2 separate regions of the Homo sapiens genome follow, and region 1 is linked to region 2. A link is an interaction called in ENCODE POLR2A ChIA-PET data of the cell type or tissue named here. Cell type or tissue: K562. All regions are shown on one strand. Each heading gives the region's core, and the rest is flanking DNA. Links, peaks and the distances in the headings are about the cores only.

The links. Peaks named below come from ENCODE experiments on the same cell type or tissue, not always from the same donor. Only the 100,000 strongest peaks of a DNase experiment are listed, where the experiment ranks them.
Region 1: POLR2A ChIA-PET joins it to region 2 with 5 read pairs; 3 of 35 experiments call an interaction of 5 or more read pairs at or near these places.

Annotation. Positions count from the first base shown.
Region 1 is chr2:24,006,021-24,013,799 of GRCh38, forward strand. It overlaps MFSD2B (MFSD2 lysolipid transporter B, sphingolipid), which reads left to right and starts at 4,065. Exons shown (of 14, transcript NM_001346880.2): 1 at 4,065-4,172; 2 at 7,265-7,390. The coding sequence starts at 4,077. In K562, for the core only: a CTCF peak has its summit at 5,371; DNase peaks (open chromatin) are centred at 4,061, 4,691, 5,091, 5,501 and 1 weaker place; H3K4me3 peaks cover 2,551 bases.
Region 2 is chr2:23,795,226-23,803,004 of GRCh38, forward strand. ATAD2B (ATPase family AAA domain containing 2B) reads right to left here. Exons shown (of 28, transcript NM_017552.4): 19 at 2,913-3,098. Among named protein-coding and RNA genes, the nearest start is that of ATAD2B, 130 kb to the right of the region's middle. In K562, for the core only: no CTCF peak of the experiment used is centred there; no DNase peak of the experiment used is centred there.

The sequences.
Region 1 (7,779 bases), core at 1,059-6,058, 210 kb after region 2:
TAGTCTTGTTTTAATTAAAAGGCAGCTGCCTTTGTTATTTAATCCTACTTTATTGAAATCTAATTTGTCTTTTGCATTAAAAATTACATTATGAACTTACCATCACTTTAAATAGAATACTGACTGTTAGGGAAATGACTTTTATTATAATTACATTTTTTGCTGTCCAAAAGAGTTATTGTTTAATTTTTTTTTTTTTTTTGAGATGGAGTTTCACTCTTGTTGCCCAGGCTGGAGTGCAATGGTGCGATCTCAGCTCACTGCAACCTCCACCTCCCAGGTTCAAGCGATTCTCCTGCCTCAGCCTCCCAAGTAGCTGGGATTACAGGAGCCCGCCACCACGCTTGACTAATTTTATGTTTTTTTAGTAGAGACGGGGTTTCGCCATGTTGGTCAGGCTGGTCTTGAACTCCTGACCTCAGGTGATCCACCCACCTCAGCTTCCCAAAGTGCTGGGATTACAGGTGTAAGCCACTGTGCCCAGTCATTTTTTAATTTTTAAAATTGTTTTTACCTGCTGCCTTTCAAACTTAAAATTGCAGTAGTATAAACAACAAAGTACAAGTGTTGAGAATGCAATATTTCCAAACCTTTTAAAAATGCGTATCAGTAGGATGTACTTGAAAGTAGATTGATTATCTAGCTGAACACAGTGGCTCACGCCTGTAATCCCAACACTTAGGGAGGCAGAGGCAGGAATAAAGCTTGAGCCCAAGAGTTCGAGACCAGTCGGAGAAACATAGCAAGATCCTATTCTCCACAGAAAGGAAAAAAAAAAAAAACCCACAAATTGTAAAAGTAGATTATCTAAAGAAACTTTGGCTTTAGTTTATATTTAATTTCCAAGGAATTAAATATTTAGCACATGCATTATCTAATCTATCCTTGTATTTGCAATCAGGGAAACAAAATGTACCCATTTTGTAGATTAAGGAATTAAGACATATAAAATGGAATGACTTGCTCTAAACTGGGTAGTGTATCCTTTAGGATTAGATTTAGCTGTGACAGAAAATCCAGAATAATAGTTGCTTACAAGGTCAAATTTTATTTCCCATGCAAAAGTCCAGAGGGAAGCAGTTCAGGGCTGGTAGATCAACCTCATAAAATCATCAGATTCCTGTACTGTTGATCTGCCAATCTCATCACTCTGTAGACTTGGGGTCTCAGGGTAGCTGCACTAGCACCAGCCGACACATTTGTATTTCAGCCAATAGGAAGAAGCAGATATCTTTCCTTTTAAACAGCTTTATTGAGATGTAATTCACATGCTGTGCAATTCACCCATTTAAAGTATACAATTCAGGCTAGGCCGATGGCTCACTGTAATCCCAGCACTTTGGGAGGCCGAGGTGGATCACCTGAGGATCAGGAGTTCAAGACCAGCCTGGCCAACATGGTGAAAGCACATCTCTACTACAAATACAAAAATTAGCCGGGAGTGGTGGCACATGCCTGTAATCCCAGCTACTCGGGAGGCTGAAACAGGAGAATCACTTGAACCCGGGAGGTGGGGGTTGCAGTGAGCCGAGATCGTGCCCCGGCATTCCAGCCTGGGCAACAAGACTCTGTCTCAAAAAAATAAATAAATAAAAATAAAGTATACAATTCAATGGTTTTTAGTGTATTTATAGGGTTGTGCAACCATCACAATTTAACTTTAGAAAATGTTTGTCCATTCTAAAACCTCACATGCCTTAGCAGTAACTCCCTAGCCCAGTCCCAAGCAACTACAAATGTACATTCTGTCACTCTCTATTTGCCTATTCTAGACATTTGACATAAATGGAATAATACAATTTGTAGTCTTGTGACTGGCTTCTTTTACTTAGCATACTGTCATCAAGGTTCATCTGTGTTGTAGCATGCATTGGTCCTTCATTCCTTTTTCTTGCCCAACAGTAGTCCATTGTATGGATATACCACATTATATTTATTCATTCATAACCTGATGGACATTGGCTTGTGTCCTCTTTGGCATATATATATACACACACACATTATATATATATGTATATATATATGAATGCTGCTAATGAACATTCATGTTCAAGATTTTATGTGAACATGTTTTCATTTCTGTAGGGTGTATACACCTAAGAGTGGAATTGCGGGTCATGTGGTAATTCCACGTTTTACTTTGAGAAACTGCCAAACTTTTCCAAAGGACTGTCACTAGTTTCCATTCCCACTAGCAGTGTATAGGGGTTCTGATTTCTCCACATCCTCCCCAATACTTGTCTCATTTTAATTACAGCCACCCTGTGGATATGAAATGGTGTCTCACTGTAGTTTCGATTTGTATTTCCATGTGCTTACTGTTCATTTGTATATCTTTAGAGAAATATCCAAATTCTTTGCCCATTTTAGAATTGGATTGTCTTTTAATTGTTGAGTTGTGAAAGTTGATTCCAATACAAATCCCTTTTCTCCCATTCTGTGGGTTGTCTTTATACCCACTTGTTGGAATCGTTTACAGCACAAAGGTTTTCATTTTGAAAACTTTTGTAGTTCATCCAGCTTGTGCTTTTGGCGTCCTAAGAAACAATTGCCTGGCCCAATATGATGAAGAGTTGCTTCTGGGTTTTTTGTGTTTGGTTGGTTTTGTTTTTGTTTTTGTTTTTGAGACAGAGTCTCCCTCTGTCACCCAGGCTGGAATGCAGTGGCACGATCTTGGCTCACTGCAATCTCCGCCTCCCGGGTTCAAGCGATTCTCCTGCCTCAGCCTGCCGAGTAGCTGGGATTACAGGCATGAGCCACCGTGCCTGTCCCTTGCTCCTGTTTTTTCATAAGTTTTACATTCTAGGTCTATGATGCATTTTTAGTTAATGTGTACCCCTGTTACTGGTGGAAGGTATCTGAGTCACGTGGCACCAAAATATGTCAGCAGGAGTGAATCTATATGGGTCTGCAGCAACCTCAGTTCCTGCCTCCTCAGAAGAAAGAATTCCACTGAGGGGCATAAGGCAGAAGGAGAGACTGAGGCAAGTTTTAGAGCAGGAATAAAAGTTTATTAAAAAGCTCTACAGCAGAAATGGAAGGAAGGAAAGTACACTTGGAAGAGGGCCAAGCGGGTGACCTGAAAAAGAAGCGCACAGTTTGACCTTTTGACCTGGGGTCTTATGCATTGGCATACTTCTGGGGTCTTGCATCCCTTCTCCCCTGATTCTTCCCTTGGGAGGCCTGCCTGCATGGGCAGTGGTCTGCCAGCACTTGGGAGGGGAGTGTGCACACTGTGTATACTGGAGTTGTACCCATGCTCACTGGAGGCGTTCTTCCCTTACCAGTCCGGTGTCCTTCGAGGGTCACATGTCAGTTAAACTCCGCAATTTGTGTAAGCCCACTTGCCCAGCTCCTGAGATCTTACCGAGAAGCTGATCACCAGTTTCAGGTTTTCTCTATCTATTGGGAGACTGCCTTTCCCTGGCCCCGCTGGATCAATGATCATTTTAGAGGGAGCATAACAACCGCCTGACTGTCGCCTGATGGTTGCCTGACGTACCTGGTTGGAAGCGTGGCCCTCTCCTGCCCTTTTCGAGGCTGACTAGCTACCTGCTGTCACCCCCCTTCCCTTTTAAGGACTTTTCTGGAATGTTGGCCTGTGCCACCTGCTTTTATTCGCTGGCCAGAACTTAGTTACTGGCCATCCCCGTGGTCTGTATAGGAGACTCGACAATGTATATTTCAGGCGTTGGGCATCATGTGTAGCCGGCGGAATGCCTGTTCAGCCATGGTCCAGCCTGAACGAGCGGGCCTCTTGCTTCATTTTGCAGGGGAGCTGCTGCTTGCCCGCGGTCACCCCAGCGGTCTGGCGGAGCCCTTAGCGCGCAGGGCCGCCGTCTGCGGGCGCTCACGCCCCCGGGGATCCACCCCAAGGAGAACGGTCCTGAGGGCCTGCCGGGCCTTTCCCCCCGCGGATTTTGGTTCTTCGCTGTTTCCCTTTGGGGTGCCCTTCGCGGTTTCTGCGTTTCCCCCGCGTTGCCAGCAGCCACTCGCGCCGCGCCCCTAGCCCAGAACCGCCCCTCCCAAGGGCGATAACCCCGAGGGCAACGGCCGCGGGCGGCGCTGCGGTGGCAATGGCGGCGCCCCCTGCACCAGCCGCCAAGGGGTCCCCGCAGCCGGAGCCGCACGCCCCAGAGCCCGGCCCGGGGAGCGCCAAGCGAGGGCGAGAGGTGAGCGGGGCGGCGGGGACCGGGAAGGGGCTGCGTCCTCGGGGAGCTCCAGGGCGTCGCCTCGCAGCCCCTTTTCCAGCTGGGGGCAGCCCGGAGGGGCTCGGCCCAAACCTGCCAGCTCAGGGGCTGCCCTCGCGGGGTTACACGGCTGGGAGCGGGGAGGCTGGTAGGTGCCGGCGCCGGAAAGAGACTAGGACGGGAAGCCTAGCCCTAGCCAAGGAAGTAACTTGGGGATGCGTGGTCATTGCTGTCCTGATTCCCGGCTTAGGGGTCTTGTCCGTGCCACCGCAGGTCCTCCCGGGGTCCCCGAGCTCTGGGCAGGCAGGGCTTTCTGAAGCGCCTGGGGAGGCTGCGTCCTTCCCGACCTCAGGCAGCTGCTGTGGCCTCGGCCTCCCTCCCAGACCCTGGCCTCGCCCAGGCACCAGGCTCCCCTTGGAGGCAGCCTCAGGGAAGGTCCTGGCCATGGGCTCCGACAAGAAGGGAGGAGGGCAGGTGGGAGCGGCGGGGTCTTCGGGGCCCCTTGTCCCTTGCCCGATGCCGCCGGGCCGTGCTGGCCAGTGGGGCTGTGCTGGACGGAGCAAGGGGCCTGGGGCTTCCTGGGCCTCACTGAACGCGCCTGCTCCCTGCTCGTGCCCAGGGCATTCTGTGGCCTCCCCTGACCACCTCAGCCCCCAGCCTGTTCAGGGCTTCCTACGAGGCACCTGGGAGCACAGGATTGCATCCCACAAGAAAGTGAGGTGAGATGAAGGGGCTCTCCGGGGACTCTCACTTCCCAGGGAAACTTAGAAATTCAGGGTGAGATTAACAGCAAGAGGGAAACACTCGCATTGCTGATGAAGTTCCGGCGTGGAATCCTCTTACGACTCTCCGAGGGGTGGCAGCCCCGGTCACTCCAAGGAGACCGAGGTGCCCTGCCCTGGGTCACGCAGCTAGAGATAGCAGGGCTGCGCCCCTCGCCCGGAGCCGCCCCTCCCAAGGGGCTTCTCCTTGTACAGCTCACTGTACAGCTGTACCGGGCTTTTATGACTTTCGGTAAAACTGTCATCCTCAAGACGGCAAGATGGGATCATATCCCTGGCTTCACTTGGAAGTTCTTTCTAAAGTTCTAAAAACTTGCTAGGCCTGTTTTGGGGGATACAAGAGTCCCCATTAGGGGGAGAGGGGGACTGTCACGTTGAATTCTGCCTGTTCTTAAAGTTTTCTGGAAGCTGAAATGATGTTCACACAAATGTCAGAAAAGAATCATCCTGCCCCCAGTGTGGTTTTCCCCTGTGGGTAGGAAGAGTGTGCAAAGTGTGATAAACCCTTATCTGGGGAGACCTTCCCTTCACAAGAGCCTGCTGGGGTGTCCTGCAAGATGTGGAAATGGGTGAAGCCATGTCATCTCCACTCCCTCCAGCCCCCAGCAAACGATGAGAAAAGAGCCCAGCTTCTTCCAAAGAAACAGCACTTTACACAGGGTCTTCATGGCCATTTATTGCTTCAACGGATATATACTAAGCACCTACTGTATACCAAGCTTTGTTCTAGGTACTGGAAACACCATGATAAATAAAAGGTGGAGTTCATGCTCTCAGAGAGCTTACATTCCTGTAGGGAGAGGCAGGAACTAAATGAAAATATAGCAGGCGGTAAGTACAACTGAGAGAGGTGAGAGGTTAGGGAATGCCTCTTGGAGGAGGTGACATTTAAGCTGGTGACATCAAACCAGAATGACAAGGAGTCACCTTCCAGGCAGAGGAATGGGAAGGGCAAAGGCCCTGAGGCAGCAACAGACTTGATGATTTTGAGGAATAGGAAGGAGCCCGGCGTGGCTGAAGGAGAGCTATTTGAGGTGAGGTGGGTAGGGGGCCGACTGGGTGGACTCCTTAGCCATGATCAGGACTTGGAGTTTTATTCAAACTGCAATGGTATTGACTGAATACCATGGATCTGGAAACAAACAAACAAACAAACAAAACACACACACACACACACACACACACACAAAAACAGACAAAAAAACCCTGCAATAGCAAGCCATTGGAGAGTTTTAATCAGAGAGGAGATGGGATCTGATTATTTATTTATTTATTTATGACTGAGTCTCTGTCACCCAGGCTGGAGTGCAGTGGTGTGATATTTGCTCACTGCAACCTCTGCCTCCCTGGTTCAAGCAATTCTCTTGCCTCAGCCTCCTGAGTAGCTGGGATTACAGGCGGCCACTATGCCTGGCTAATTTTTGTGTTTCTAGTAGAGATGGGGTTTTGCCATGTTGGGCAGGCTGGTCTTCAACTCCTGGGCTCAAGCAATCCACCTACCTCGGCCTCCCAAAGTGCTGGGTTTATAGGGATGAGCCACTGTGCGATTTATGTTATTACAAGAGCACTGGCTGCTGGGTGGAGTGGATTGTAGGGAGCAAGGGCAGACACAGAAGCCACTTAGGAGGCATTCACTGATAGACAAGAACTGGAAAGAAGAATAGATGACTCCTAAGTTTGTGGCCTGAGCCACTGAGGGGACCAGCGGTGCCATTTGCTAGGAGCTGGATTAGACAATGGAATGGCCATCAGGAGCTGTATGTAGACCATGCTAAGCTGAGACGCCTGCCAGGCATCCCTGGAGGGCTGTGGGTAGGCAGGCTATGGGTAAATGAGCTATCGCCTCATTTACTCATCGAAGAAACAACTTTGTGAAGTTGGCAGGGATGTTGCATTTGACAGATGAGGAAAACAGGCTTAGAGAGATGATGTGATTTATTCAAGGTCACATAGAGGGGTAGGTGACAAAGGCAGGCTCAAGCCCAGGTCTCCTGACCTGCAGCTTACACGGCCGTGCTGACTCAGTAAATGATGGCGGCTTCAGCAGGAAGCCCAGGGTAAGATGTCCAGAAGAACTTCCCCCCTGGAAATGTTTAGAGGTCAGGGTTTAGGATCTTTTTTCTCTTCGTCTCACTTCCTCTTAGGATGACATGGGGGCAAAATGGGGCTGAGAGGTTGCTGGAAAAGCCCTGAAGACATCACAGAGACTCAGGATGTTTACTGAAGTCATGGGGTGTGGGGACCTGTTTTGTGTCTGTTGGGAGAAGGGCTTAGTTCCTGTGTCTCCTCCAGGACAGCAGAGCCGGTCGCCTCTCATTCTGTACAAAGGTGTGCTATGGCATTGGTGGGGTCCCCAACCAGATAGCCTCCAGCGCCACAGCCTTTTACCTGCAGCTTTTCCTGCTTGATATAGCACAGGTAAGTGTGGGCAGTAGCCCAGTCTCTGCTGGCATCTTCCTTGGGGTCTGGTCCTTCCACCCCCACCTCTGCTTCTGCTCCCACTATCCTTGTAGACAGCACTTCTGACACGAGCTCAACAAAAAGCCAGAAGCCAATGAGGGCAAGGTACTCAAGAATGTTTACTGCAGCCTGTTTGTAGTGGGAAAATGAGAAACAATGTAGATCCCCGACAATATAGAAGCAGTTGGCTAAGTAAGCTGTATCATAGCCACATAATAGACCAAGCCTGTCCAACCCGCGGCGGGACGGCTTTGAATGCGGCCCCACACAAATTTGTAAACTTTCTTAAAACAGTATGAATTTTTTTGTTTTTTTTTTTTTTTAGCTCATTAGCTATCATTAGTGTT
Region 2 (7,779 bases), core at 1,050-6,049:
TGTATATCCTTCCAGTTATATCTTTATAAACACCATACACATTGATTTATTACCTGCATTTTTTAAAACAATACATTTAAACATATTTTCATGACATTAAATTTTCTCTTTTATTTTTGAGACACGGCCTCACTCTGTTGCCCAGGCTGGAGTACAGTAGTACAACTGTAGTAATAGGCCATTTTTTCCTCTGAGAATTGGTTTTGTACTGCCCACTCTCTACTTCATTTCTTCCATAGATCTGGCAACTTGCTAACCTACAGCTACTTGGTCTACAACTCTCTGTGCTACTCATTCATTCACCAAATATTTATCAATATGTGCTAAATATTAGAGATTACTATCTTAGTTTGTGACCTAAAGAAAGCAAGCAGGCTAGGCGCAGTGGCTCACCCCTGTAATCCTAGCACTTTGGGAGGCCGAGGTGGGAGATCACCTGAGGTCAGGAGTTCAAGACCAGCCTGGCCAACATGGTGAAACCCCATCTCTACTAAAATACAAAAATTAGCTGGGCATGATGGCAGGTGTCTGTAATCCCAGCTACTCGGGAGGCTGAGACGGGAGAATCACTTGAACCTGGGAGATGGTGGTTGCAGTGAGCCAAGATCACGCCACTACACTCCAGCCTGGGTGGCTGAGTGAGACTCCATCTCAAAAAAAAAAAAGAAAAAAGAAAAAAGAAAGCAAGCATTCTAATGGTAGACCTGAAATTAAATTGTAAGGCTTAGCTGGACATGGTGGCTCACACCTATAATCCCAGCATTTTGGGAGGCTGAGGCAGGAGGATCACTTGAGACCAGGAGTCAAGACCAGCCTGGGAAACATAATGAGACTTCGTCTCTACAAAAGTAAGTAAACAAATAAAATAAAATGTTAAGACTTGGGAACAGAGGAGAATTTCCTACAAACTATTAGTATAAAACATGTTATATAATCAAAAGAGAATTCCCATAATCTTCAGCCCACAAATACGATATCCACGATAGCTTTAAAAACTACTTATAAAGACAAAAGCGAGAGGGAAAGGAGCTGAAATTTCAGAATTCAATGCTGGCAAATTTCTAATATTTTAGATAGTAATTATGGGTATTGGTAAATAAATACTGAAAAAGGTTACTAGTCAGTGGGCTTTCTGAATCCATTATAAGTTATGACAACAGTATAACATTGGAAATGTACATGATATAATGTTAGCTTTAAAATACTAAACCAACAGTAAAATTACATATGCATATGGGCAACAGAAGTAGGTAAAATAAAAACTGCTTATCAAGAAGTTAGGCTCATCAAACTTTTATTTAGAAATTTTTCAAACAATATAGAGGGAAATTTTCAGGGAATATTCCCTATATATTCCCAACTAGAACCCTCATGTATCCCACATTTTAACTCTTCTCTTTCTTTTTATAAAATTAGAATAAAACTGATAAAGAGGATCTAACTTGTAAAGTGGCTCCCAGGTTATATCCAGGTTCAGTCCATTCCTCTAAATTTCAACTTCAGCTGCATTCCTACTTTATAATACTAATACCAAACATTTAATAGCTCCATGGTTTCAAAAGAAATTCACGTATACTGTCTCACACCAATGACCCTGTCTGTTATTATCCACATGTTATAGATGAAAATGAAGCAATTATACGTTCAAGTATTTATCTAAGATCAAAAGACTAGTAAGTCAATACCCTGGTTTTTCTAACTCTTGCTACATAAAGCATTCTATTAAACTTTATTAGCCTCTATGATAAACATTTTGATTAGTGATCTTCCTATACTATCAGATATTGAATAATCAAAAATGAATTACTCTACATTTAATATATTTTCCTTACAAAAAGCAGTAAAGTATACAAATCTATTTTAGCAAGATAACTAATGAAAGCTGAAACACAAAAGAACTCAGTAAACAAACACTTTAACCATAAAATTCTACATAATCAAGATTTATATTATAGCACTTAAAACATGTAAATCTTTTATATAAACATCATTCCTACTTTGTCTCCTGGGGAAAATATTTCTAAGCATTTCTAAAGGAGACTATTTCAAGACCTAGTAAGCTCAGGGTATTAAAACAATTTTTAAAAAATCAATTTCACTCAAGTAAGATGATCTACTATTTTTTTCTGAATCAACTATGATTTTACCTTAGATCTGAACTCAAAGTTAGACTTCAGATTTGAAAAATACGTGTATTAGTAATAACATTCAAGTTAACATGGTGCTATCAATGAAAGGGCTGAAAGGTCAAATCTCATCAAATGACCCCACAGATGATAAGGATGAAAAGGATATAACTGATAGTGATATAGCCACAATTTTCTTAGAAAGCTGAGTATCCCTTTTCCAAAATGCCTGAGACCAGATGTGTTTCAGATTTCAAACCTTTTCAGATTTTAAAATATGTGCATATATATATAACGAGATTATCTTGGGGATGGGATCCAAGTCTAAACAAAATTCATTTAAGTTTTATAAAAACCTTATACACATAACCTGAAGGTAATTTTATACAATGTTTTTAATAATTTTGTGCAAGAAACAAAGTTTTGACTGCAACCCATCACGTGAGGTGTCAAATTTTCCACTAGTGGCTTCATGTCAGCACTCAAAGAAGTTTCAGGTTTTGAATTTTTGAATTAGAGATGCTGAATCTGTATATATATAATTCAGGTTTTGTTCTAAGCATAAATTATCTCAATCTTTATAACAACACTGTGGAATACCACTATACCAAAAAAGAAACTAAAACTTAAATAACTTACCTACATCATACAGCTAATAGGCAGTTACACCCAGGATATAAACCCTGGCAGTATTAATTTTATAATAATTAAAAGGTGTCCAATTTACAGAGTCAACTATTTTAGAACAATATAATAAGGAAAGATAAATATTTAATCAGTTCTTACCTCTTCAGGCAGTTCACTGTACATGGTTTCAGAGGTAGACAATAAAAATATAGGTGAAAATGATGGTATATCTTGTAGCAATGTCAGAAAAGTTGCTCTCACAGTTTCACTGACAGCTTCCCACCAATCCCCAATGTGAGGCATGTAAACAATACTAGGTACTGTTCTTCGAGCTTCACGAAAAATCTAATTAAGGAAAAAAACCAACATTAAACAACTCAAATTGATTATTCTAAAGTCTACCCAGTAATCTCCAAATACATGAAATATGTCAGGCCTATTATGGTCATTAGTTTCAGCCTCAAAATTTAAGTTCAAGATATGATGCACAAGCCTTACACAGCTTCAATCTACCCTTGCCCCACCAAAAAAAAAAAAAGTATGTTTTGCCCTATCAAAAAAAAAAGTATGTTTTGCCCTTTAATTATTCCTATTCAGTATATATTAACAGTGGAAGGTATCAAATTGCTCCACTTATCTAGCATGTAAAGATAATAAAGCAAAACACCACTGTAAAATATGCTGCAAATAAAGAGATAAACATACACCTATGGCACTCATGTGATATCAGTAAACTTTACAAAAAGAACAACAACATAGTTTACATTTTTGAGCACCTTGACTAAAATCATACAATATATAATCATTTTAACCAAGATGTACCACCCTAGAGCTTAAAATTAATGAACTACTTGCTGAAACAGTCATTCACCTCCTCCCATTATCTTAGTTCAATATTTTATAAAATAGTCACAAAATACTCTAACTTATCTAAAGAGCAAATGATAGCAAAGAGCTCTGCGACACTTCCATTGTCAGAAAATACAGAATGAATTTTTCCTCAGGTGTTAAAAAGTCTTAACCATAGTTTCAATCACGCTCTGCCAACACACACCAATAGGGACCAGGTTGGCTATTAGTAAGCTGCCAAGCTGAATTAATGTCCCTTACTTATTAAGTCAACAGTTTAATATCCCACCAACAAATTCTGACATGTTAATAGGACATTTCTCATTATCTTTAACAAGTTTAATTATAAAAATCTTTCTTCCATTTTGAGAATTCTATTCCTAAAATGCTCGACTTATTTTCCCTTATTTTTAACACATTTCAATTAGCCTATGTAATATACAAGATATAGAAATAAGAATTTAGCTGGGCACGGTGGCTCACGCCTGTAATCCCAGCACTTTGGGAGGCTGAGACAGGCAGATCACTTGAGGTCAGGAGTTCAAGACCAGCCTGTCCAACATGGTGAAATTCCACCTCTACTAAAAATCCAAAAATTAGCCAGGTGTGGTGGCACACGCCTGTAGTCCCAGCTACTCAGGAGACTGAGGCAGGAGAATCACTTGAACCCGGGAGGTGGAGGTTGCAGTGAGCCGAGATCACACCACTATACTCCAGCCTGGGAGACAGTGAGACTCCATCTCAAAAAAAAAAAAAAAAAAAGAAAAGAAAAATTTAATATTTAAAATGATTGGGATTATCGGAAACTATCCTAAGAATCAAGTATTATTTTTCTTTAATGAGTAAGCTTACCACTTGCATACATTTTTTAAATAGTGTATTTTATACAGCTTTCAACCTTCTGTGTAAAATAAAAGGTACTGCCAATTCAATAATAAACCAGATGAAAGAAGCTCAAATAATAATTGGAAAAAATGTAGATGTTATGATCACTCACATCAAAAGTAATATTTGCTCCTTCCCTTCCTTAATATTTGCATATCCACCAATCCAGAACAGTTGTACAGTACAACTCCTTCAGGACTCTCAAATTTTGACCTTTTCTGCAAACACGTACCCTCCTATCCTGGATCTTGGAAATCCAAGGATTATTTTTTTCCAAAGTTCTTGTAGAAAATTCATAAGAGAAAAACAAGCATAAATATTGGCAAAAGGAAAGAACCATGCAGAAGCACAAAGGCAACTGAGGCACTTATTTAAAAAAAAAAAAAATTACATGCCACCCAAATCAGGCATGGTTACGTGGAAGACAGTGACCAACTCCTTTTGTCACTTTCCAGTTCCCCACTCTGTGCTGGTAAAACAAGAAAGAGTCAGCAAGGAAACAAAGGTGATCATATGAAAGACTAACCAGCTATAGGTTACTAAGAAACCTCACAAAGCCAATCACTTAATTCAGCCATGCAAGCTACCACATACATGCCCAGGGTATGAGAGAGATAGGAAAACATGCCTTTAAAAAAATGAAATTTTGCCTTTCATTCTAGTACTTCTAGGTTAGATTTTCCAGGAACATGTGTTGAGAACATCTAGCCATTAACAAGTATCAAAGAGGATGAGCAAAGCAACAGAAGGTTAAGTGATAACAATTTGACAGAGTCAGAAGTTAACTACAGGTGTCTTAACTGTATTTGCAAGGGTGAACTACATACAATCATCACCAGCTCTAAGAGTTGAGGTTTGTTTTTTTCTGTTTCTTTTTTTCCTCCAATTGTCTCAAAATTAACATGATATTGAACTCAAATTGAACATGATGTTGTATTGACCCCATTAAAAAATTTAGAAATTTGTCCACATTTCCAAAAAATTTCTTATTTTCATCTCATCTTCTCAAAATTAACAAATTGAACATGATATCCTAGTGATCCAATTAAAAAAAAAATCTCGAAGCTTTTTACTTCCAAAGCCTTTAGGAAAATGTCCTTCTTGATTAAAAAAAAAATTTATATTTGAAAACCTATTGGGGAAAAAAATCAGGCAAGTCTAAGATGAACATGGAAAAATAAAAAGGCTTCGCCTTTCTGATCTATGAGTGTATAATTACATGAATTGAGAATTAACCTAACTACATGAAATACCAACATCTATGAAATATTTTTGTAATTTTTCTCCTAAGTCTTTAGAGGAAAACCATCCTTAATTTCTACAAAAACTAAAAAGCACTATTAAAACAAGCTTTCTTTTAAATTCCTTATTCTATGTTATCTCAGAATATTAAAATAAACTTTTATATTTTCTTTAGATTTATAACCAGTCTGTTCTAATTCCCATTTTGTAATAAAAATTCAAAAAGAACAGAGTTTGAGAATAGCATTTAAAAATTCTTATAGTATAAGCAACAGGAAAAAAAAAAGTTTAATACTATTATGATTTTTTTCTGTAATATAAAAACAGCTCTTCAGCAGTTTGCTGGTAACTTTTAAAGTGTGGAGTAAAATACACTCTGTGAAATCAAATACCAGATAATTCAGAGTAGAAAAATATAGCCTAGTTTCAATGAAGCGGCAACTGGCTTGGGAACAAGTGATGCCATTTGAGAACTAGAAAAATACTCACCTATAGGGTGTCTTGGATTGGTGGATGTGCAAGGTGTAGTAGAAAACAGAAAAACTGTTATAGAAAAAAAAAAAGACAGTAGGCCAAATTACTGAACCAACCGTTTCAAAATACCTCTGACATGACCAGCACTCTTGCACAAGTAAAATGAACAAATACCAGCATATGTGAACTGTTCATTTTGATTCTTTATTACAACATTATACTCCATTTCCTTCTGACCTCCTTCTTGCCACAGACATCATAAGGACCTTAGATAACTAATTTTTTTAAAACTTTCTTTATTAAAAAAAAATCACAAACTACTTCCTCTAAATATTAAAGATATTAAAGGCAAAAATCAGGCCATTGAAGTTAGAAGTATCCATCCAAGGAAGCACTCATGATATAACTCTTGCACTTACAAGAGTTCTAATCATCTCAAAAGCTAAACTTTGAAGTCAGCATTTTAGCCATGAAATTAAAATGTTCCATCCATGAAAATCTAGTGTATTTTTAAACTAAGAATTTATAGTCCCACAACAAGCCATTTCCTTTAGAAATTGAAAACTAGAAAAATTTTAAACCCAAATGTGAATGAAGCAGAAAGCTCAAAGCCAGTATCACTTTTACCTGCCTAAAGAGGGCAATATAGAAAAGAGGGAAACAAATTTGTGTCATCAAGAAACTTCCAGAACTTGTCTCAATCACTTAATAGTATTATAAATATATTAAAATTATAAAGCACAGGTAAAAGAAAAATGTTGGGAGCTAAAACATCCTCAATATTTATAAAAATTAAAAGGCACTAATAAATAAGTTTAATTCTTTGTGCCATGCTATCAGAAATTATTAAAATAAATAACATCTGTGCATTGCTGGTGGCTTTATTCCATTTTTATCCCTTTACTCTATTTATATTCCCTTCATATAAGATTTATTGAGAATCTCTTGTGAAAAGAAGGCACTGTCTGGATTCTAAAGATTCAGGATTCAATAAATAAGGTACAAATTTCTTTACATGCACATAAAATCAGCCTGTTATAAAACACACCTGTACTAGTTTCTGAACTATGGTAGTAACACAAATTAGCATTTTATGAAAATTAAATCACTTAAATTCTTTTTCTAATATTTTCATTCCCTAAGGACTTCAAGAATTTCAGTAAATGTGACACACTCCAGGTCAGGATAATTTAACTTGTCTACAACTCAAAAAAAAAAAAAATTTAAGAAGTGTTGCTATGGAAAAAGTCAGATATCCATGTGAGCAAACACAAAAGCATCCAAAATATACACAGACTGCTACAGAGAAATCCAGAAATCTATAAGCACAAACACAAGAGCAACCGAAGTATACACACAGGTAAGTACATTATTAATACTTTCATGCTATTCAACCAAAAAGAATTTCCCCTGTGAAATTCCAGATAACAATTTCTTTCTGGGGAAAGAAATGCATTTAAATTTTCACCAAGAAAAGACCTTATTCACCTTTTGAAATTATTCCCAACACCACACAGTACATAAACTCCAAAGCTTTTCAGACCATATATAAATGTATTAATTGAATGAAACCTCT